Linked DNA regions of Homo sapiens: region 1 is linked to region 2. The links are chromatin loops, found by intact Hi-C in ENCODE. Cell type or tissue: heart right ventricle. All regions are shown on one strand. Links, peaks and the distances in the headings refer to the core of each region. The heading gives the core; the rest is flanking DNA. Region 1 overlaps SH3RF3 (SH3 domain containing ring finger 3). Region 2 overlaps SH3RF3 (SH3 domain containing ring finger 3).

Region 1 (11,969 bases), core at 1,848-9,847, 220 kb before region 2:
CAGCAATTTGGGAGGCCAAGGTGGGCAGATCACTTGAGGTCAGGAGTTCGAGACCAGCCTGGCCAACATGGTGAAACCCTGTCTCTACTAAAAATACAAAAATTAGCTGAGTGTGGTGGCACTTGCCTGTAATCCCAGATACTCAGGAGCCTGAGGTGGGAGAATAGCTTGAACCCAGGAGGTGGAGGTTGCAGTGAGCTGAGATTGCGCCACTGCACTCCAGCCTGGGTGACAGAGCGAGACTCCGTCCCCCCCGCCCACCCCCCGCCAAAAAAAACCTTGTCCGACACTTGTTTTCCTTTCTCTTCCAAAATCTAGCAGAAATGTCCAAAATAGGCCCCGAGGCCCCCAGGGCAGGCCAGTGATGCCATTCTCAGAGAAGGATGCTGCTGACGGGCCATCCCCGACAACACAGCCCTCTCTGTCACGGGACCCTGGCCAAGCCTGGCAACGTCATTGTCTGTGTAGAGGAACCAGCAGTCAATGTCATCTGCTTTCTCCTCCCCCAGCTCTTCTAAGTGGACTTTGTAGGACAGGTGACACGGTTCCTGATGGGACTTTCCGTGAGGCCCAAGCCACGCTGGGGTCTGGTTGTCTAAGAGCACAACTGCTCCGGCCCCAGCCAAGTCCCCCCAGGCCACATGCCTGGATTGTTGTTGCAGCTGTACCAGGGTCTGGGGGCCTGTGGCTGTGGGATACTGCTTAGTGCCCGGTGAAGGGTCTCCACCCGATAAGGTGTCTAAAGGGACCATCCCCATCACCCTTGGTGACCAGCATTTGTTCCACTGTATTCATTAATCCCACTGCATTCAGAGCCTGTGCCCCAGGCACTGCTGCTTATGCAATAGAGAGGGAAAGAGATATAATGAAGGTGTGCCCTGGGCAAGTGTGGATCCCAGCCTCCAACTCCACTGCCTGAGTCTCGGCCTTCGCTCCCCACTTTTCTCAATGTGTTTCCTCCAAGGCTGGACTCATCCTGGAGGTCAGCTGTTCCTGCTTTCAGGCTCTGTACTGACAGTCCATGGGGAGTTCTGGGTGATTTCAGGAGGAAGAGGCGGCCCAGCTCTGAGCCATGCAGCACGGGGATCCAGATACCTGACTCCGCTACTGGGCTTGCAGCCTCCCGGCCTATCTCCCCTCTGCCTCACTCTCCCTCCAATAACTTCCTGAAGGTCTTGTGCACCGTGCCAGGCCCTGGAGGTTGTGAGCAATAGGAAACAGCCTAGAGCAATCAGTTAGACATGGATTTCGTTGCAGCCCTTCATGTGCTGGCAGCTCAAAGTGTGGTGTTTCCCGAGTCTAGTTCTCAGAGAACTCTTGTTGGCGGCACAACTTGAGGGAGAGTGTTCCCAGGAACACACATCGGGAACTGCTTGGGTAGAAACTAGAAAGGAAAAGAAGAAACCGTGAGGGGTCGGGGGCAGAACCCTGGGATCTGAGTGGGGTGCCTGGGGGCAGGGAGTGAGGAGGCTTGTTCAGGCCACGATGTAGGCAGGGCATAAGGCCTGGGGATGGGAGACCCTGCAGCTGGGCCCGTCAGCCCCTCCGCAGGCCAGGAAGGAAAGAACTGCAGTACCTGGGGTGGGAACTGGCTCCCCAGGAGGCCTGAACCCACAGCAAGAGTTCTTGATGAGAGGGTGACCTTGCCTCCAGGGGACAGGTGGCAATGTCTGAAGACATCTGGGCTGTCACAACTCAGGGGTGCTGCTGGCATCTGGTGGGCAGATCCCAGGGATGTTGGTAAACATACTCCAATGCAAGGGAACCCCCCATGGCAGGGTTATCTGGCCTCAAATGTCATCAGTGCTAAGGCTGGGATCCCTAGGTCACAAGGACAGCAGGCCAGGATGCGGGGACAGAAGCCAGGCCTGCCCCAGGTGTCCCGGCGGAGCCCACTCTGCAGGCTCTGGGGCTGCTGGCCGCTCCTCCCCTCCTGGCAGGCAGGAGACCTGGGTGGCCTTGCGTTGTCCAAAGGAAAAGGAATTAGCCTTTCTCTGCCCACTTCTGTTTCCTCTTCACCATGAAGGGGCCTGGTGGCTGTTCATCCCCGTCTAGGCTCCCCTCTAGAATCAAAGCTTTGGAAGTACAGGGGTCGTGTTTGTTTTGTTCACTGCAGTATCCCCACCAGCGCCTAGCACGGTGCTGAGAACACAACAGGCATTCAACACTTGTTTGCTGAATGAACTGAGTCCAGCTGAGGGCTCTTGGGCCCGTCGGGGAGAGCCCTTCTGGCCCCTGAGTAGAGAGGGACTCGGTGGGCAGATTCTTGCTCCCAGGGCACCTTGGGCCCTGTGGGCCTGGACGTGGGGTATGGTGGAGCTGGAGACGCTGAGGCCCTGCTGCCTCACTGCCCAGCTGCTGAGAGTATATGCAGTCAGGCCCAACCTTAGCTGTCTGCTTTGGAAAGGGTGGGGTGCGTAAATGTGATGGATAATTTTCCTGTCTCAATTCTCCAGGATTAAATAAACTAAACACTTAATTAACTTGGAAAAACGCTGATGTCATGGCTAGAAAACCCTCTCCAAAACGTCCGCCTTCCAGGACAGAATTCTGCTAATGCCTTAAGCATCAGTTATTACCAATCGCTGTGGAATTCCCAGTACTAACAATCGTCATGCTCACGGAATCCATGGAATATGGAGGTAGACGGTCTAGGCACTTCCCTGGTGGTCGTCCCGTGTGAGGCAGGAAAGAATAGCCAATGGACAGTTGGCATGTACTCGGGGAGAGGCTCATAGACTGATTTGGGGGACAACACCGTGGGAGGAGAAGAGGTTTTAGAGGACACAATTTAGGGCTGATCTGGGCTGAAAGATTATGTTAAGGAAAGATGGATTTGCTGGGTTTCTCCTGGGACTGGGAGTAAGCAAGCAATGTTCAGGAGCCCAGTGGGATGTGGATTTGGCATCCCTGTTACGTTTTCCTGACTGCCTTCTTCTGCAAACGTTCCCCCTAGCACTCTGCTGTTTCCATCTGTGGCCTGCACTCCTCTCTGTTGGGGGGATCACTTTCCATTCCAATGACCCTTCTGGATGGCCAGGCTCCAATCAGTTCAGCCTCACAGGGAGAAAACCAAACAGCCGGATCTGTTAGGAACAAAACGTCTCGTTTGCTCTGAAACATCCTGGCCTGGGCGGGAGACAGATCTGCCGAGAAAGGTGCACTGGTCCTTCCTCCATGGAAGTGATGGGCTGCTGTCGCCCTGCTGGGATGTCTCTCTTCTGGAAGGCCCTCCCCACCACCCAGTGCCCTCAGCCTGCCCAGCTTCCCCCTCCCCTTCCTCTAACACATCCTGCGCCAACCACACTGCTGGGTGCAAACTCTGCAGGTGTGGTGAAGGCCCGGCTCTGCATCCCCACCACCTGCGTTTTGTTTCTGCACCTTTGGAAGGGTACCATCTGCCTCGCTGAGCTGCTGAGATGACAGCTATAGGAGCGCTTTTAAAGGACTAATGCATCTCATCAATATCTGGTGATTATGTTGCTGTTTTTATAATGTGTTTACTCATCTCTGAATATTAAATAGTTTACGAAATACCTAGGACCTAGTTAGTTCCCAATATATTTTTGTCAAATAAATAAAATGAGATTCCTATCCAAGACCTCCACCTGCCTTGCCTTGGGAGAGCACCCGAACCACTGAGGGTCTCTCAGCTCTCCAACTCTGTATACAAAGAAACAATCAGGGAGTTCCACAAAATGTAAAATGTGGGCCCCACCCCCAAAGATTTTGCTTCTGTGGGTCTGAAATGAGGACCAAAAAATGATTCTGATACAGAACATAGGAAGTGATCAATCAGAAGCCAATGGTCGTCATGCAACTCGGTAAGTGATTTCCAGACGACAAAGAGTAATGTCAAGACACAGAGAAGGGGTCAGCTCCTTGGGAAGGTGAAGAAAGGTTATTGAGGGTTACTAACACCTACTCAGTGCCCCCAGCCAGGGACACACATGGGTTGAAAGCAGGGCCCTACAGTGCTGGACTTCTGGCTGGAGCGCACACACTGATTCTGTGGACCTGAGCTGTCTGGCTGGCTCCAGGTGAGCCCCCACCTTCCCAGACAGAAGGTGAGAAGCCAGGTGCTGGTAGGTGTGTAGGAGATCAAGGGCCAGGGAGGGCCAGGGACTGGAGGCTTGCGATGAGGCTGTGCTGCAGCCCTGGCTCTCAAGATCTAGGTGTGAAAGCATCCCTGTGCCCAGGCACGGAACACTGACATGTTACAGAAGGGAGAGCTTATGAGTTATATCCAGAAAAAGCCATGTGTGTTTGTGTGCTTACACACTCACAGTCACACACACAGCCTGAAGCCTGAAATCAAGTGGTACTCCACTTTAAAGAATCATCTAGAAATCTGATATTTAAAAAGGAGAATTTTGAAGGCGTTTATTCATACTACACTCTATACAGGAAAACTATAAAACATTATACAAATGGTAAAGTAATAGATTTTTTTGTTATGATTAAGATGGGGGCTCCTCTAGGGGCCTTAACTGTTTAGTAGAACATTAGTATAAAAACTTGGCAAAAGCAATTGAAAGCTTAAATTAAGATTCAGTGCCAGTTAAAGGTCAATTAAAAGTTATGGAAAATTGTCTCTGAAATTTTAAGGAGCCAAAGGGAATACAATTTGATTTGCAAAAAGCAACATTAAACAGAGATACAAGTCATTTCATGAAAATGAAGTAAACCTGTACATGTGACCCGTAAGTGCACATTTATTCAGTTACCTTCTTGATTAAGCCATGTGGAGACAGGTGGCTGTCCCACCACTTCTTTCAAACAGATTTCCCGTCTTAATTCTCTTTGCCTCAGGCAATATTTAAGATCAGTTTGCATTGGTTGGGCACACACCAAACGCTGGGTCAGGTACCATGGGAAGCAGATAGAAAGGGACTCAATTTGCAAAGTTAGCCATGATAACCCATGAGAACCTCAATCTGCAGAACCCTGCACATGCTGCGCTGCACACGCTGATGGGTTACGTACTATTTTCAGCACCAGAAGGGGAGGTAAAAACTCACCAGCTTTGGGAATAAAGGATTGAACACAATCGTACACTTTAACTCCACCAGGTACACACAAAGATGTTTTTGTGACCTGAGACTGGGGAGATAGTTGTCACTGGGTAGAGATGTTCAGACACAAGTGGATCCTCAGAGGCCTGGGAGCACCTGCAGACAGTCCCAGGAAAGCACAGAAATAAACAGGGCCTCGACTGTTGATACCAGGTCTCAGGGCAGGCAGGGTCAGAGGGAGACAGGGCAGTACTTCAGTTTTGTTATACCCTTTTCTGTTATTTGATTTATTGCATCACTTGTGAGTTTCTTTTTAATTTAAGAGGGGAAAAATAAAAAGGAGAAAGTTGCAATGTTGTTTTGAAACAATGGTACTAGATATGATGGACCAGGGAAGCTTTGCTGTTGATTAGCTGATAGGGCAGGAGGTAACTCCACAGGAGGGGGCGGGCCTCAAGAGCTGGGCTGATATAGGGATAATGAAAAGGCCTGGGCTGGTGAGTGATGTGGCCAAGGGAGTGGTCAGAGGTGTGGAACAGGTAAATCTAGCAAAAAGCAGGTGCGGGCCAGAGTGTGGATGGGCCAAGGGTCGAGGTGCCTGGTGAGGTAAGAAAGGCAGTGGGATGACCAGGCAGGGTGGCTCATGCCTGTAATCCCAGCACTTTGGGAGGCCAAGGTGGACGGATCACCTCAGGTCAGGAGTTCGAGACCAGCCTGGCCAACATGGTGAAACCCCATCTCTACCAAAAATATGAGAATTAGCTGAGCGTGGTGGCAAGCGCCTGTAATCCCAGCTACTTGGGAGGCTGAGGCAGGAGAATCGCTTGAACCCAGAAGGCAGAGGTTGCAGTGACAAGATCACGCCACTGCACTCCAGCCTAGGAGACAAGAGCGAGACTCGGTCTCAAAAAAAAAAAAAAAAAAGAAAGGCCAGAGGATGGCACACCTTGGTGCCTCTAGGGCCAACTGAGGAGGCTGGGGTTGTCTGGTGGACGCTGGGAGCATCCAAGGAGCTGAGATAGAGGTGGAGGCACAGGGATGGCGGGGGTTGTGGGGGGCTTGAAGGCCATGCAGTCAGCAGGATGTGGCCCTGGCTGCAGAGGTGCTTCTGAGGAGCCAAGCCAGCTAAGCAGGGGATGGTGGGGCTGCTGATGGGGACAGTCACAGGAGGAGTTTACAGGGAAGGCAACCCCAGCGCCTGCAGCCTGGGGAGGGGACAGGCATGGAGACAGCAGGTCGAAGGACTGTGACCTCATGTGGCACAGCTGGGTGACAGCCACAAGAATGTGCTCTGTGCCTGCATGGCCAGGGACTCCTTTGTGTGTCCAGCCTTGACTTTATACCAAACTCTATGCCAATTCCCACCCTCTAGCAATCTGTTGAATAACAGTATTTTGGCCGACACAGCAGATAGGAAGTCAAAGGAAGCAACATGAGTTTTAAAAGACAGTCAAGTAGTTCTCATATGCCACCTCAACCCACAGGCAGTCAGGAAAACAGGCGGAAGGTGCCAAGGTCTTGCGGGGAGGCCTGGCTCAGAGAAGGGAGCACCTTTTCTTGCTGGGCACCGAGAGCATACGCTCCAGTGGGACATCTAGCAAGCAGTGAGTGAGGCTGGAACCTGGCCAGAGGCCTGGGACATGTGAGAGGCACCACTGGGGCTTGCAGGAAACTTTAGATATTCAGAAGAAAGAAACGGGGACTTATCTTTGTTGAGTCTGGCTCTCGGGTTGCAAGTTATACTTGGAAGTTTTTTGATTATTATTTTATGTTCGGAAATTTTCCTGTCGGAGATGGGGAAAAGGTAATTAAAAGCTGTGCTCTGTTAAAATTTTAGTGGGGAAAGGGCACCTCTCTGGTTATGCTGAGAACAGTTACTGGAAGAGCACAGGAGGGTTTATAACAATATAAATATGCAACGCATTTTTAGAGAGGGCAGAGGAATAGAAGATCTACAATGAATACAGAGGAAAAAGTGAACGAGATAATTAAAAGAAACAGAAAAATTGTGCACCAGCTATTGGGTATTTTAAACATTAACATGCATCTTCAAAAATGCTGCCCTTGCCAAAGACAGAAGATAAAGAAAATTGGTTCATGAAAATAGCAGGGAACGGGAGGCAGCAGCCAGTGAAGTGCTGAGCTATTGTGCTTCTCTAGCTTGTTTTTGGTGGAAGACGTGACCGCCGCATCGTGTTGCTCTCTTGCTGTTATCAGTGGTGAAGCAGTTGTTCCCTGCCCTTCCTCCTGCAGGAGAGGAAGCAGCCGGAGGTGCAGGCAGGGACAGGGAGCTGAGGGCATCCTTGTTCTTGGAAGCTGAGCCCTGGGCATCAGGATTATTACCATTTACAGCACTCAAAACGATGGTGAAGAGCAAAATGAACACTGCTCTCCCCCTCTTAGGGGTCATGGCCCCGGGCTGGGCGCGGGAGTGGGTTTGGATGACCGGCCAAGTTCACCACGGTGTCAGGGAGCTCCTGAAACAAAAGAGACTGACTCCCTGAGGAACTTCAAGAAGATAAACAGCCACAGCACGGTGTTCTGCGGGAAGTGCGTGATGCTGCGACAGCTTTGGCAACAGATGGAGCTGGGTGTCCCTGGTATTTATTAGTTGGCTGATCTTGAACAAGTTCCTGAACTGCTCTTAGCCCCACTTCCCTCATGTGTAAAACGGACTACATAATTATCTAAATATAATGATAATTATTACTATGCTGAGACCTATTTCTTGAGAGCTGACTATGAGCCGGGCACTGTCCTAAGTCTTGCCCATACATTCATTCACTGAATTCTCAAAGCAGCCCTGAAGAAAAAACAGGCTCTGAGATGCTGAACAAGAGACACAGGGTAATCAACTCAAAAGCTGCACAAGCCGCATTCGAACCCGGGACTTGCTGAGGCCAAATTTTAACTGTGGCTCTACTGCCTTATCGTGAAAATTAAGCAAGGCAATGCACATAACCCCAGTACGCCATTCAGTAACTGGAAGGCATCCCTAGAATGCACCGTTGAGGTCTGAGTCTGCTTCAGTCATTTTGTAGGGGAGCACAGAGGCATTCACATACAACGACCATTACCAAACTCCAGCAGTGATTCCGTGGTGATAAAACAGTGACTTGGCCAATTGCTCATCAACCTTGTGACCTGGGCAGGCACCTTGCCCCTCTGGGCTTCCTCAAGACAGGATTCTCATGGTAGCAGTTGTCTCGGTGCAGAGGGGAGGCCGAGGAGTGACATTTGCAGAGCACACAGCACAGCGTCTGCACTTAGTGTGCTCTCTGTAAGTGGCAACTGTTTTGGAGGTGCTGCGAGGCAGAGCCCTCCATCCACATGTCCAGCCCCTTGGCCGCTTTGGTTTCCTATTAGCACAGCCTGAGTGGAGGGATGAAGCGCACGTTTAGCTATTTGCTCAAGAGGGAAGATGCAATGGGACTGGACAGCCAGCTACGCATCTACAGCCTTCTGGAAACTTCCCGAGCAATAACAGGCCGAGGAGGTTCTCCAAGTCCTGAAATAGCCCAGCCTTGACCAGTCACCGAGAACATACCAGAAGCTCCAAACTGGAGGAAATACACCAGTCTCTGGCCTGTGGGCAGGAACGCTGCCAGAAGCATAGCCGCAATAAACTTGTTTTTCCGTATTTGCTCAAACTCAGTTTGCTGAGTGGAAGGCACAGGTGCACCCTCCAGCTGCCAGCAGACACAGCAACTGTGGTGACAGCATGGTGACTGGAGCTTGAGCACAGAGAGACCTGTGTGGGGGGACCCTCGCCACCCAACCTGACGTCTGCAGGGCCCCGGCCTCCCCCTCACCTCTCCATTGAGATGTTCCCCTCTCATGGATTTCTTGACACGTCTTAGGGTTTCTTCTCCTGCCTTTCTGAACAGCTGTCAGATTCTTTTTGGCAGCAGCAGGTGAGAAATGCCCTCAGGCTGCCTGTCCCTCTGTTTCCCTATCGGTGTCCTCTTGCCTGAAGCAATGACACAGCTTGGCTCTTCAGTTCTCCCTTCCATGGCTGAAGTATCTCAAACCCAACTCTCCAGTGAGCTCCAGGCCTTTTATCTGCCGCTTCTTCTAGACATTCTTTTAAGACAGAAACCACACAAATCAAACCATCCACAGATGCCCCAAGCTCCAAGCTAGAGAACAGCGAACCGCCCTCCATGAGGTCCCAGCTAGAGAGAGCCGGAGGTCATAATGTCCCAGGTCCCTGTGCCCAGGCAAGCAGCCAGGTGAGCCCAGGGGATCCAGGAGGAGAGGAGGGGAATGAGGCCAAGACAGAGGTTAGGAGCCTGTACCCAGTGTGCTCCACCCCTCCACATGCCAGTACAGCATTGTTCGTCTCCATCCTCCTCCTCCTCCTCCCACAGGGCAGCAGAGAGCACCCCATGGCTGCTCGGGATGACCTCTACCCTGCGAGACTTCCTGAGTGACAAGTGTTGGCTGCCCCCTGAGACACTAATTCAGCCAGTCTGATGTCACCTCCCTATGACCTTGGCACCCTCAGGACTAACAGGGGCTGGCATCTGGACTCCTCTCCTTATTACTCTCTTTTTCTCAGCCTCATGGCCATCTTAGCTGGCTTCACTACTCACCAGCCATGCACCCTTGAACAAATGCCTTATGTCTTCTGTTCAGTTCTCCCATCTGTAAACTGGGGATAGCGACAGCACCTGTCATAGAGGGTGGCTGTGGGGATCAAACATGGGGCTCAAGTGCTGGGCACCTGGGAGATGCCGCCTTGCCTGCTCTGGTCATCAACAAGGCTACAGTACAGATGTTTGGTGCCATGCAGATGTTGGGCACAACGCCTTCTTTTCTGAAAGCAGATGTCTTAATGTGGTTGATATGCAAGTGTTGCTTTCTCACTATGTTGGAAAAGAAAGTATCACCTCTCAGCTAAAGGAGAAGTGCCAGGATGGGGTCCTTTCCTCTAGACAATTGTCCTCAACCCACAGCAGGGTTGAAACCACTGCTTCCCTCAGGCTGTGATGACGCGTGGCCTCAGGGGACATGTCACCTGCATACCACTGGGCTGCAGAGGGGCTGTCAGCAAAACCGGGCTGGGCTGGAGCAAGAGCTCCAGGGAGATCCTCGTGCTGCAGGTGGGTTAGGTGCTGCCGTATGAAGGCTCTGAGGGCAGTGAGTCCCGGGGTCTTCATCAGTGGTCTGTGGATGGTTTTGGGGGTCTGCGAAACCCGTAGAATTGCAAAGTTAAGAGCAGTGTGGATAATTGGCTTTTAGCAGGTTCACAAGGGGGTTCATTCCCTCCTTTCTAACATTAAGAAAATGATCATTTAATTCATTTTTTAAAAATGAGGAGACAAAAGTGCAGGGCTCTGTCTGTGGGAGTAGAGCCCTGACCCCTTGCCTTGGGCTGCCAGTCCTGTACGGGCACACCTGGCCCTGCCCTGGCTGCTGCTTCCTCTGCCCATGAGGCCGGTGGAAGCTGGACATCCCGACACCCCAGGGAGAACAGATACGGTGGAACTTATTTTCGCACTTAATTAAAAAGTACCAAACCGGAGGCAGCTGTGCCAGACAAGAAATGTTCCTACTGAACTCAAGGAAAGAATGATAGGTCACAGAGCTAAAAGTGAACCTTAGATCATGTGGCAAATTGTATTTTCTAAATACAGCCACAACACTGTGTCTCTACTCACTAGCCCCCCTCTACAAAAAGCCTTTGGCACTCCCCTAACTAAGTCACAGGACCGTGTCCCCACCCTGTGTGCTGGGCAGACCTCTTGTGACATCCTCCACAAGCAGGGCTCAGGGGAGATGCCACTGCGTGACCCTGAGGCAAGGTCAAGGGCAGGCCGTGCACTCACTCTCGGAACCCAGTCGCCACATTGTGAGGAAGCTCATGCTGTCCACGTTGAGAAGTGTGTGCTGGTGCTCTGACCTGCAGCCCGGCCAAGGTTCCAGCCAGCAGTCAACACCACCCGCCAGACACATAAGCCAGCCCACCTCCAGGAGGCTGCAGCTCCCGCCAGCAAATCTCGAAACCTGCAGGTTCTCTCAGCTAAGGCCTAAACATGGTGGACAAGAGACAGCCTTCCTGTCATGCCCTGCCCCAATTCCCAACCCACAGCATCCCTGAGTTTCACAAAGAAACTATGGTTTTAAGCCACTGAGTTTTGAGATGATTTGTTATGCAGCAAAAGTAACTGGAGCGGGTTTCATTCTCACCTGTCATGAGCTTCCCAGGGCTAGACCCAACCTGTATGATAAGCCCGTCGCATGGCCTCTGAGCAAGAAGATCTTACCTACGAGCTCAGACTCTCCCCCTCTCTCCCTTCCCCACCACACCGTATTTTTGATAAACAAGTGTGGGATGGAAAAATGAAAGCGCATTCCAACAAACTTCTTAGGAAAAGTTGACAGAAATGTTGGAAGCATGTATAATTGTAGGGATACCAGACATCCAAATAATAGAGAAGAATTCTGCAAGGAAAAATGCCAAGGACTGAACCTCAGTACATTTTCATGGAAAGCATGAAGACATCTAGATAACTGAATACATTCAAACCAAATCGCAGGTCTTAAAAGCAAACAAGGTGCCATCTCACACTGATGGGGTGTTTAGAGACTGGAGGGCCCATCTTGATTTAAAGACGTAACTGGGAATTGAGGGAGAAGGATTTTACTCAAAGGACACATTTTCAGACAGCCTAGGGAATCCAAACAGTGCAAGTTTGAATGTATCACAGGGACAGCTAGACGGCTTTATGGGAACTGAGAGAGAGAAGGAATGAAAAATACACTGGGAGCCAGCGTGAAGTGTGAAACTTAACAAGGCCGTTAGGTCATAGAATGCACTAGAATCGCCTGCCCCAAAGGCGGCCTCCAATCAGGCAGCTCCTCTCCGGCTGCAGAGCTCAAAGCCCTTGGCAGGGCCCCTTCTTCACTGTGGTGGATGGGACACTCAGGGACCTCCTCCCCAGGGTCTCT
Region 2 (11,969 bases), core at 2,089-10,088:
ACACACAACACACACATGCACGCACAACACACATACCATACACAACACACACAGCACACATGCACATACAACACACCGAATACACATATATACACAATACACACACATGCACATGACACACATGCGCACATAAGCAAATGTCTGGGCTCCCAAGGATTTCTCCAGGGCTCGGTGGGTAATTTCAAGTTTCCTTCAATCTCTGAAACTTCAGACTGGGCACAGCTGGTGCTGGCAGGGTCTCAATGCCCCAGCTCAGTGGTGTCCACCCCCTTGACCCACCCAGGACCTCTCATTATTTCTCTCTGCCCTTGCAACCCTGCATATTAAAAGCTTTTATGTGCCAATCTCTTTTTTTAAATTAAACATTTTTTATTGATAAAAACCCTGCAACTTCCCTTCAGAGTTTCTGACTATAATCAGATGACCTGTGGCTATAAATTCAACCCAAATCAAAGACACATTCTGTTTCAGCGTTGGCCACCTGGCAGGACCCATGCAGGCCCCTGGGGGGCTTTCTGAGTCATCTGGGAGAGGAAGAGCCACACCTGCCCTGAAGGAGACCTGGGCTTGCAGGGACCCCAGCCTATACTGGCCTATAGCAGCCTAAGGGTGGGCAGCAGGGTGCCACTGCCCTGAATGGGTTATTTCCACGCTGGGAGGTGGGGGCTCACTGTCAGGGTGGGGCTTATTTCTAGAATTACAGTGTTTCCTTCCACCATCTGATAAACTGTGAGGAGAATGGATAACAGGAAAGGTCAATTTTTCTTCCATTTTGCAGTATTTTGCTTGTTTTCCGCATCTCACCCATCTCCAGCAGTTGGCGAACACAGCCCACGAGCTGCCCTCAGAGCTCCCCTGGCCTTGTCCTGCCTTGGCCCTTTAATCCTAATGTGCAGCTGTTCTCCCTGCCTTCCTTTCCACTAGGAACCCTCCTGGCTCTCTTCAATGTTCCTTCTTAAATAACAAGGAAAAAAAAATAAAACACACACCATCCTATTTCGCAACGCCTCAAGTGGGCAAAGTCTAAGCAGCCCACTCACTCTGCAGGGAGCAGGCCAATTAGACTGCGGTCCACAAGAGCTGGCCAGGTTCCCCAGGCTGATGATGCCTCTAAGACAGAGCATGCGGCTATCTCTGATGCATGTTCCCTAGTCCCCCTGCCACCCACAAAATCCTACATTTCTTACAAGAAGAATTATGCTAGGAAGGCAGACTGAGATGTCTGGGAAACATAAGGATGTTTAAGATGTCTGTCCAACAGGAAGTGGAAAATAGCACACTCCAGAAAGCCTCAGGAGGGTGCGGCATGCACGGTAGGTGATGGCCAGACTCCACGGCCCTCAGAAGAATGAGATGCCCGCCCAGTGGGCCTGGGAAGGGCACTGGCTAAGGATACACAGAAAGCCCTTACGGAAACATCTAGCATCCACTGGGCTCAGTGGGAGGGGCTGTTATCATCTCTGTTGTAAAATTCACCACCACCTAGACTCCTGACCTCCTGACATCCAACTGTCAGCTCATGCACATGGTTTTAAATCGTGCCTTGAGATCTTACAAAAAGCCTGGCTTTGGCCCTGAGACTTGATTCACTTTGCCATCTTCTATCTATCGAGCACCTCTAAGGGTAAGAAGCCCAGCAGGACATATAGGGAGGTAGATGGGGAGCACACACAGACTTGGGGTGGATCGTGGGGAGGTGGATGGGGGGCACCCACAGACTCGAGGTGGATCCTGGGGAGGTGGACGGGGAGCACCCACAGACTCGGAGTGGATCCTGGGGAGGTGAACGGGGAGCACACACAGACTTGGGGTGGATCCTGTGGAGGTGGATGGGGGCACCCACAGACTCGAGGTGGATCCTGGGGAGGTGGACAGGGAGCACCCACAGACTCGGAGTGGATCCTGGGGAGGTGAACGGGGAGCACACACAGACTTGGGGTGGATCCTGGGGAGGTGGATGGGGGGCACCCACAGACTCGAGGTGGATCCTGGGGAGGTGGACAGGTAGCACCCACAGACTGAGATCTGTAGCTTAAAGACAGGGAGGAGCTGGAACAGCCCAGATGGTTTTGCAAACCATGTAGGGCTTCTGGAGTGTCCTGACCAGGGAATGACTTGTCCAGCTCTCATTCCTTTCTTTCTTTTTGAGATGGAGACTCGTTCTGTTGCCCAGGCTGGAGTGCAGTGGCACGATCTTGGCTCACTGCAAGCTCCGTCTCCTGGGTTCACACCATTCTCCTGCCTCAGCCTCCCGAGCAGCTGGGGACTACAGGCTCCCGCCACCATGCCCAGCTAATTTTTTGTATTTTTTTAGTAGAGACGGCATTTCACAGTGTTAGCCAGGTCTATCTCAATCTCCTGACCTCATGATCTGCCCACCTCGGCCTCCCAAAGTGCTGGGATTACAGGCGTGAGCCACCGCACCCGGCCTCACATTCCTTTCTATTAATAGTACAGTCTCTCCACTGACAGACTGTCCTGGCAGAATGAGCTAAGTTCATCTATTAGCTTTGCTCAAGGAATGAAAATCCACCTCCTAAAAGCAAATTCTCTACCTGGCTCCCCAGGAATAAAACTGAGAGAATCAATCTTTCTATGTATGCATCAGCCCCCTAATCCACAGAGGACATTTTAAAGTCTCCATATTCTAGCTACTATTTCATTACTTATTTGATTGAAGGCTGTCAATCAAGAATTTTACAACCAGAAAAGCTACCTATAAAAAATAAAGACAAAATAAACACATTCCAGATATACAAAAACTGAGAAAATCTGATGCTAGTTGATCTACCCACCTTATAGAAAATAGCAACGAAAGCTTTTTTAGGCTAAAATCAAGTGACCACAGATAATAATTTAAACCAACATAAAATGACAAAGAGCACTAGTAAAGACAGCCGGGTCATTATAAAAGATAGTATGAATGCACATGTCTCTGCCGTTCTTAACTCATTTAACAAAGTGATTGCGGCTGGGCGTGGTGGCTCACGCCTATAATCCCAGCCCTTTGGGAGGCCGAGGTGGGTGAATTACCTAAGGTCAGGAGTTCGAGACCAGCCTGGCCAATATGGTGAAACCCTGTCTCTACCAAAAATACAAAAAAAAATACAAAAAACGAGCCAGGTGTGGTGGCGGGCACCTGTACTCCCAGCTACGTGGGAGGCTGAGACAGAAGAGTTGCTGGAACCCGGGAGGCAAAGGTTGCAGTGAGCCAAGATCATGCCACTGCACTCCAGCCTGGACAACAGAGGAAGACTCTGTCTCAAAAAAATAAAAAAGAAAAAAGAAAGTCTTGTATGAAAATAAAAATATAATTTTATCATTGGGCCCATTACATATATAAATGTAATATATTTTCCAATAATGGAACCAAGGAGGTAAGTGAGAACAAAGCTATTTGCGGATAAAGAATTATCTCCTGATAATAACTTGAATGCACCAACACAAATGGGGTAAACCAGAAATTCAAAATAAGGTTAATATCACAAAAGTTGTAGACATACAATTGCTCTTTCATTTCTCAGCTTCTTTAAAAGAAACAACATTACGTAAAATAATAAAACAAGAAAACCTTTGAAGGATGAGGCCGCAAGGAAAGGGCCTGGGTAGGTTTACCTGGCTGCAGAGAGTGGGGCCTCCGGACACTGTCCTATGGGCTCTTGGGTACCCCACAGGCACCATGAGAGGTTCCCAGGGCATCGAAAGCAGAGTTTGAAGGCAGTAACCCCAAAGCTCCTGCAATCAGCATGGCTGCCCCCAGGTACAGTGAAAGCACCACCCTCCTGGTGCTTTTCCACCGTGGTTACTCGAGACATTTATCTCTCCCATTTACAAACCACTTAGACAACTGGTTTCTCTCCAAGCTTTCAAGCCTCAGATGGTTAAATGCAGAATCATGATGTTGGTCTTCTTTAAATAAGACTGTTAGACAAATACAACTGTAACCATAACAGGAAAGACCCCAGCACTGTAATAATAAGCATTTCCCAGGGCTTTCCTGCCCTGAGGCCGAGGGCACCTGTGGGCTTGCTCATGCTTGCTGGCACCGTTGGGGCTGGTGCATCAGCAGCCGGGCCACCGACCTGTCTCCTGCTCTAGCCACTCTTAGGGGACCTGGTTTTATAGAGCTTTGTGGCCCTTCCTCTGATGTAATGAAGTGGAATGCTACACATCCAGTAAAGATCTTAATACACACCACACTGAATGCATCAACATGTCTCGTATCAGCAGAGAGCCCAATTAATAAATTTAAAAAAAAAAGGCAAGCCTCAGTTTCCCTACTATAAGTGAAGGGGTGGGGAGGCTGACCAGTAGGGTGACCCACCTCCCAAACACTGTATAAATCCATGACAAAGGCTTGAAATGCCTGCCGATTACACTGATTCTCAATGAGCCAAATTTTAAATACACACCCAATTCAATAAGAGTCCTAAGCTTTACCTGTCGTCATGGGGCCTGGCCAGCACACAGCCATCAGAGTCTCAATGAACACTGAACACCACCTGCAGCCCCATGCCACTTCTTTCTGGGCACACCCTTCCCTTCGAATGCACTTGTTTGTGTTTGTCCCTGGGAGATGGGAGGTGCCTGGCTGCTGCACACACAGGTGGGAGGCTGAGCATATTTCACACACGTCTGACACCTCCAAAGCCAAGAAGCAAACATCCTTGACCTCTGCCTGTCCAGCTCCACAGACTGCACATTTTACTGCTCTGCTGTAATTACAATGAAAACAAACACAATTTAATCCTCATGATTAACTAGAGCTCTTGCTGTGTGCTGTTCAGCACAGTGTGCGGATCAAGGCTTCCTGGAGCCCTGGGGAGGGGACAATCACCTCCACATCATTGCTTTGTTCTGCTTGACAGGAAGAGCCATCAGCCAGGGCCCTCGCTTTACACCTATGCAACTACAAAGGGCCCTGACCATACCTGTGTGACAGAGCCAGAAATGTTGATGTGTCCACACAACAGAAGGCTAGCTCACGGGCCTGGCTGTTGGGCCCCCATTGGGCGTCTTGGCAGAAATGGACCCGTGTAAGACACTTCAGGCCAAGTGCTCATGCTACTGACCTCCTTCCTGCAGACACAGTGCCCTCTAAAGGGAGGGAAAGGCTCTCCATCCAGAGAAGGGCACATGGGGCTGAGAACACCTCAAACAGTCCAGCCTCACTGCTTGTAAACAGAGTGGCCTTCCTCTCACAGCAGAGGCAGGATGGGGTTCTGAAGTCACCTGCCTGCCTGGCTTCAACCATTTACCTTCCATTACTCTCTGTAGGGGAGGAAGAAGTCCCTCCCCTGAAACCATGCACTTAGGAACTTGGTTCAGACACACGCTAGGGTCACCTGAAGTTTCCGTGCCTTCTGTCCCTGGATTGCCCATGGACAGTATCAGGCCATAAGATTGCAAGTCTTCTCTTCACCCTCTGCAGGCCGCTTCTCCCATGGGCCTCCATTGGCCCTGGACAGCCTGTCAGCTCTCAGCCATGGGCCACCTCACCAGTCAGATCCTGCATCAGGCACTCCACATACAAGATCGGGAGCCCTCTTGCCTATGACCAAGGTGTCCCTGTGCCCACGCTACAAGTGAAAGTGCTAAGCTCCACAGAGGGTAAGTATGGAACTGGAATTAAAACCCAGATACAGCCACTGGGAGGCAGATGCTTTCTCCACCTTTCTCTGGCCCTGAACCCATCCAAGCCAACTGCACCTGCTCTCCTGCTTTGGTGGTTCCTGGAAGGGCACATGCAGCTCCCTGACCTCGGGTCACAGGTCTCCCTCACTCACCTCACCTGGGCCTTGCCTAGCACTTGGGATCAGCAGTGACTGTGCATGGCGCCTTGGGTTTAGGCGTCAGTTTGCATGGTTTTCCACTAGGGAGAGGACGGTAAATCACAGGGCTGCCAACCATCAGTAGTGCACTGCAGGCTTATCAACAGCCGCCAGGAAAGTCTCGGGAATGCATTTATTCCCTAAATACACTGAGAATTTAGAAAATGAAAAGATCCCAGAGAGCCTCTCTACTCTCAAAAAGGTATTCCCAGGGTTGAGATAAACATCACAAATAACCCTCCACCAAAAAAATTACAATTACTACTTGGAAAAGATATCTCTGGCCGGAGAAGAAAAGAGAACCTAAGCAAAGAAAACCCCTGGGCGTCTGAGAACATGGATATCATCTGCAGAGCCCCTGTTGTGCACGGTGTAGCACACACATGACTGACAGTTTCCAGAGCCATCCCCACAGCGCCCGGCCCAGAGGCTGTCCAAACACCAGATGCTCTCAGAGCCAGACAAACAGAGACCTCCCAGAGATGTCAAGGAAACTTGTCTGAATAAAGCTCCCTCCACATGCACCTACGTGAAGCCTCCATGAAGAAAAAGAAGTGAAAAGAACCAAATCAAGAAAAACAAATTCTTCTTCCGTAGGCCGTGAGAGCAAGTATAGACATTATCACAATTCAAGTTACATCAGGGTCTCCCTGTCACCAACTTCTCCATAAATAACATGCCGCCCAAACATGGTAACTCCAGGGCATTGTGGAAGAAAATAACAAAACAAGCCTCTTGGGATGTTAAGGCATGAAGGGCCCCGGAGAGTCCTGACTTTGCACAGAAGGAAAATCAAGGACTCTAGTCCACCAACAGGCCCACAATAGCCAATGCACCACCGTCACACAACCCAGCAGAAATCACAACAGAGTAGACCTGGAGGCCCAGCCTCCCCTTGCATGCAGGTATGTAGGATGCCTCCGGCTCTGGATGGTGGTCTCAGAGGGCTTCAGGTAGGCTCAACTGTCAGAGCCAGGCCTCTGCACACTCAGAGCCAGTTGTTCAGGAGCCAGCAGCAGCTGCAGGTCTGGGTGCTCCTCAGGGCCAGGACACCCTTTAATCCGACCCATGAAGGCCAGAGAAGCCTACACTTTATGGATTCCTCAACCCGGCTTTTGTAAGTAACTTCAGCCACAAGCCGCGTGGCATGTTGCAGCTATTACATGTGATCTGGCAGTAGGTATGTGTCAGAAACTCTCTGATGAAGCCAAATGGAAACTAGGGCCCTGGCAGCACAAGGCTCTCCCTCCTTCCCGAGGCAGCCTACACAGTGAGCTGACCCCACATAGTTCACCCAGCTAGAGAGGGCATGCGGATGCCCCGTGGGCAGAATCTGGGGAAGCAGCAGGACAGAGAGGGTCTCTCTGCAGCTCGAGCTGAAAGGCAAAACCCCTGACCACAGAGTGTTCTCGTCAAATCCAGCACAGCCAAGGACATCAGCACAGGTCACTGCCCCTGGATGGGTCCTGCTCTGACCTGGCAAGACCCTACCCCTATTAGGAAGGACAACAGCAGTGCAGGCCACTGTCTTCAAAGCAGCACGTATTATATGTCTGAATAACAAACCAGAACTTTCTGGCAGTCATCACTCAGACACGGCTGCCACACAGTCAGGCTCCTAGAGGTACCGGTGACCTGCTGGTCAGTGCAGGGATGTTAGGAGCACAGCCAGCTGTGGCCCGGCCTGGGGAATTGCGGGATGACTGACTGGATTCCTAGTGAGGACAAGGATTGGTGGCACCACCCATACATTGTTCGGAGGCTCACCGCCCTGGCCAGCCTACATGATTGGATTGGCCCTGGTAGGTGTGGGCTGTGCTGAGGGCCCGAGGAAGCCTCCAATACCCAGGAGGTGACAAAGCCTAGAGGCTCTGAGCTGTAGAGACCCCTGCAGAAAACCCGGCTGCACTAGGGTTTGTGGTCCTCTCAACTCTGCAGTTTCTCGCTCTTTAGAATGGGGACAAGACCTCCTGACTGGCTGTCACAGCGGCCACTGCATCAGGATCCCCTCAGTAAACATTCCCTTCAGCCCCTACAAACAGCGCCAGGCTGTCCCCCACTCCTGGAAACCTGGCCACTAGGCATTATTAAGGTAAGTTTACTCTTTCGTAAGCCTCGTTGATGGGGTAAAAGTCTTACCAGCTACCAGTTGCTTGGTGTTTCCAATGTCTGGGCCGGTTAAGCTCCAGATCAGAAAGTCTGCCTGGTAGCCCAGGGATGGCAGGGCTGTGAGGGTCAGCAAATAAGAAAGTGTACATGTGTGCACAGGTATGTGGGTATGTGTGTGCACATGTGGTGACAATCAAGCAGGGAAAGAAATGCTAGAATGGTGAACACAAAAGGCAAGCTGGTCTAATTCATTCTGAGCCCAGGACAGCCCTGGCCCTGGTGTCAGAGAAGCAGTGTGCTCTGTCTGTGTTTACTGTGACTCACTGGGAAAGTGGGGTTTCCAAAAAAGCCTCCACTTAAACAGGCTGGCTGTCTCCTGTCCGTAAAACATACATTTTCAGCCCTTGTTTCTGCACTTGGGGCCCCTTGGTTTTTTTGGACACTGAGACAGGGAGCTCTAACTGTCTACTTCAGGAAACAGGTAATGAACGTGTCAGTGGCTTCCCTGAAGCGCAAACCAAGGCACTCAGAAGGAAAGTCTTCTTCATGGGATGGGTGGCAGGCAGAGTCTATCCTGCTCCAGTGGTCAAGGGAAGAAAGTAACTCCTCACTCACCACGAACTTGGGCCACAGTTTCCTAGCTGACAACCTCCCAGCCAGACTCTTGGTGTGCCCTTCACAGACTTCAGGGCAGCTGCTATTTACAAGAAAGCCATGGGGCTTCTTCCTCCCTCCCTCCGTCCCTTCCTCCCTTCCTTCCCTCCTTCCCTTCCTCTCCCTCCTTCCCTTCCTCTCCCTCCCTCCCTCTCCTTCTTTCATTCCCTCCTCAATTCCTTTCTTTCCTTCATTCCTCCTTCCCTCTTCCTTAAGCCCACATCACTTAAAAGCAGAAACAGCTGACTTTGTACCTCCTGGCCACAGAACGAACAACATGACTTGATGCTGCCTCTCCAAGAAGGACTTACCGTCATGTCCACATGAGCAAGAGAAGCTCCTGCCCCAGTGGGCACTTTTCCAGGATGCTGAGTGAATGTCGGCTGCAGAGTGGACATGAGGGATTCAGTGGCTTTCGGGCTGCCTAGACACAGCCACTGAAATACACGGTGCCCCTACATGACATTCAAATGCCATACAGTGCAAGTCCAGGGCAGCAATGTGACCCGTGCCTGGTCACAGGCTGTCTGAGAGCAGAGGCGGAATAACTCCCTCCAGCATGAAGAGCTGCTAGTCCTCCACACATCTCCATCCACCACCGTTCATGAAAAACACATAAAAATGCCATTCAATTAGGTAGAGGCTGATGGTTAGTCTCCGGGACAATGGAAGACAAGGGACACCCCCACCTGTCACCCGGCACTGCCACCTAAGAGACCCTGAAATAAAAATCCCACTTCACTGTTTTCTCCAGTGATTCATTCATCAATAGCTCGATGTATTCCCTTTCCCTGATTAAAAGTTAACTCCACACAAGGAAGATGAGAAAAGAAAGATTGAGAAAACAAAACTTAGACCACGAAGACTAGGGAAAAAGTAATAAAAATTGTGGCACAATCCCATTGGCAAATCCCCTCGAAGCTCTCAGGCCAGTGCACCTAGCAAAAGGGCTTCTGTGCCCTTTACACACTAGCCCCTCAAAGCTCCAGGAGTGGACTGAACCTGGGCCTTGGTAAGTGTTTGTGACTGATCTCAAATCTCCCCTGTTTCCATGAGAGAGCACTCGTCTCCCTGTTTCAGTCAATGGTAAGTCTGAAACATCTCCTTCCTTGCAGGGGAGGACATCGCATTGCCGCTCATATCCCTAATGACACACTGTCAACTGACAAGCCCAGAGCACCTTCCAAGCTCGCCCCAGGACTACGTCACAGCGTCAACTTCCCCCACTCCCAGTAATACGCTCAACCAGGCCCAAGTGAAACAATGCGCGACCTGTCCATGGCAGGCTCTCCAACTGTGGGGTCTTCCTTGTCTACCTTTCACCTCCACTCAGGGGACAGGACTCAGTGAGGGCCTCCGCCAGGTGCTGGGTCACAGCGGCCAGAAGCACGGGCCTGGCCTCTCCCTCCAGACTTTGCAGGCTCATGGGAATGCCAAGTATTAATATGAAGCACATACAGGCTTACATTTGTGAGGAGGAAAAAGAGGACAGTAAGAGAGTATGTACATTTACATACAAGCACACACAGGGAATCTTCCTCAGGGGACAGGTGCATCCTATTCACTAAGCAAGAAAACACTTCCTCTTCCCCTTCCTTTCAAAGGCCTTGATCTGCAGGACAGAAGCAGGGAGAATGAAAAGGGCAAAAAGGAAAACTAATTTAACTGTCTTCTCTTTCTGAAAACTCGGCCTATTAAAAGCACAAACAGTCGGCAGGGCGGTTTCATTTCCTTGTCTTCATTAAATCAGGAAGCTGAGATTCAGCAGAGATTCTGGCCCTAGAAGTAGCTTATCGGAAATGACCATGAATTATCACCCCAGTGTCCTCCACATGTTTTCTGGTAAGTAGTTTCTTTACTTAACTGAGAAGGTTGTTCCCAACAGTTCTCAAAAGGTGTTCAAATTCCCAAGCCTACCTCATAAAACATTTTCATAATTATAGAGGTGATAGCAACCTTGGTGAGAACAACTATCAAGATGATTTTGATGGGGTTATTTGCTAATTTTGCCTCTTCTGTGAATAAAGATACCCAGTCGGCTGACTAATACGAACCCCAGTCCAACCCTGAATGTGTCCACAACCCCACAGACCTTCATACTGATCATTGAGAACAACCCAGACATTCCCTGGTGGTGGTAAAGTTAACCGAATAAAGCACTTCTCCAATGCTCTGTATTCTTAGAGTAGCTTTACTCAAGTTTCACCGGTGGGTGGTATGGGGTCTGCTGGAAGCCCAGTGTGACAGTGTGACCCATTCACTGGGAGATACTTCCAACCTAGATGCACTATTCCGAAGCCCCAACAGGTTGCCTAAATTGATTAGGAAAGTGAAATGCCACACACACAAAGCAAGAGTTGCACACGTGCACATGTACACACACAGACACACACACACAAACACTAATCTTTAACCTCCCACCACCATGACACGGGTACCACCTTGTGTCTTTTAGCCTTAGGAGGACTGCAGGCTTGTACAGTGTTGGAGCCATCCCTGTTCTTTCCAGATACAAATGATCTAATGGAGTAACCTAACCTGAACCACAGAGCCCCACATAGGTGTTCAATATCCTTCCAGAGCATTTTTCTAGCTTTTGAGACCAGAGTGGGTCACATGGAGCGTACTGTCTCGCTGAGCCCACCCGTGAGAATTCGGACATCCACAGAGAGCAGATACTGCCCTGGCGAGGCAGTGCCTCCAGCCTAGAAGTACCCATCTGTTGGCTTAACTGGAGCGCTCATGGGGCACTGTCCCGAGCCACTAAAGTCCCGGCAATGAGAGGCTCCTCTCATGGGAGCGGCTGGCACAGAAAGAGACAACCACACACCAACATTAGGGGGTACAGCTGAGACAGCAGGAAGTGAAACCCAGCAGAAGACAAAGAAACTATTTGACCAACCTTCTCACGGGGTCATGGGAATAGTCATGGTTTCTTCACATGTGCCTCAAGTTTTAATCAGCATCTACAATGTTGTATTGCCAGACCCAGGTACATCAGCTCAGTGTCAGAGGCAAAGCTGAACGAGGCTGGTAACATTTACATGCAATGTGTCAGGCCCTATTCTAAGTACTTTACAGCATTAATCCATTTAACCTCCCCAACAGTCCAATGAGGAATGTGCTGCCCCCATTTTACAGATGGGGAAACTGAGGCACAGAGAGGCCAACTTGCACAGGATTATACAGGTAGAAAATTATGGCACTGACTCCTTGGTCTGCACTCTAAGCCACTATGCTGCTGCGTGCTAAAAACTCTAGAAAAACATATTGATTGTCCTCAGGTCAGACATCCAAAGGTCTGGAGTGGAGTGAAGAAGTCTATAAAATGCTAACAGAAGAAAAATGTGATTTTCTTCATGTTTTCCTCTAAGA

What was found. Hi-C counts contacts between places; a loop is a spot of excess contacts. Peaks named below come from ENCODE experiments on the same cell type or tissue, not always from the same donor. Only the 100,000 strongest peaks of a DNase experiment are listed, where the experiment ranks them.
Region 1: it touches region 2 in a loop (1.9-fold over the local background); 3 of 110 quality-filtered maps call a loop at or near these places.

The regions. Positions count from the first base shown.
Region 1 is chr2:109,478,038-109,490,006 of GRCh38, reverse strand. The region is part of intron 8 of SH3RF3 (SH3 domain containing ring finger 3); the gene reads right to left. It also overlaps a transcript of RANBP2 not described here. Among named protein-coding and RNA genes, the nearest start is that of SEPTIN10, 130 kb to the left of the region's middle. In heart right ventricle, for the core only: no CTCF peak of the experiment used is centred there; DNase peaks (open chromatin) are centred at 6,606, 7,236 and 7,540; H3K27ac peaks cover 2,153 bases.
Region 2 is chr2:109,254,146-109,266,114 of GRCh38, reverse strand. All of the region lies in intron 1 of SH3RF3 (SH3 domain containing ring finger 3), which reads right to left. It also overlaps a transcript of RANBP2 not described here. Among named protein-coding and RNA genes, the nearest start is that of MIR4266, 53 kb to the left of the region's middle. RefSeq lists enhancers at 5,119-5,618, 5,619-6,120, 11,327-11,616. In heart right ventricle, for the core only: a CTCF peak has its summit at 5,104 (motif pointing left); no DNase peak of the experiment used is centred there; H3K27ac peaks cover 619 bases.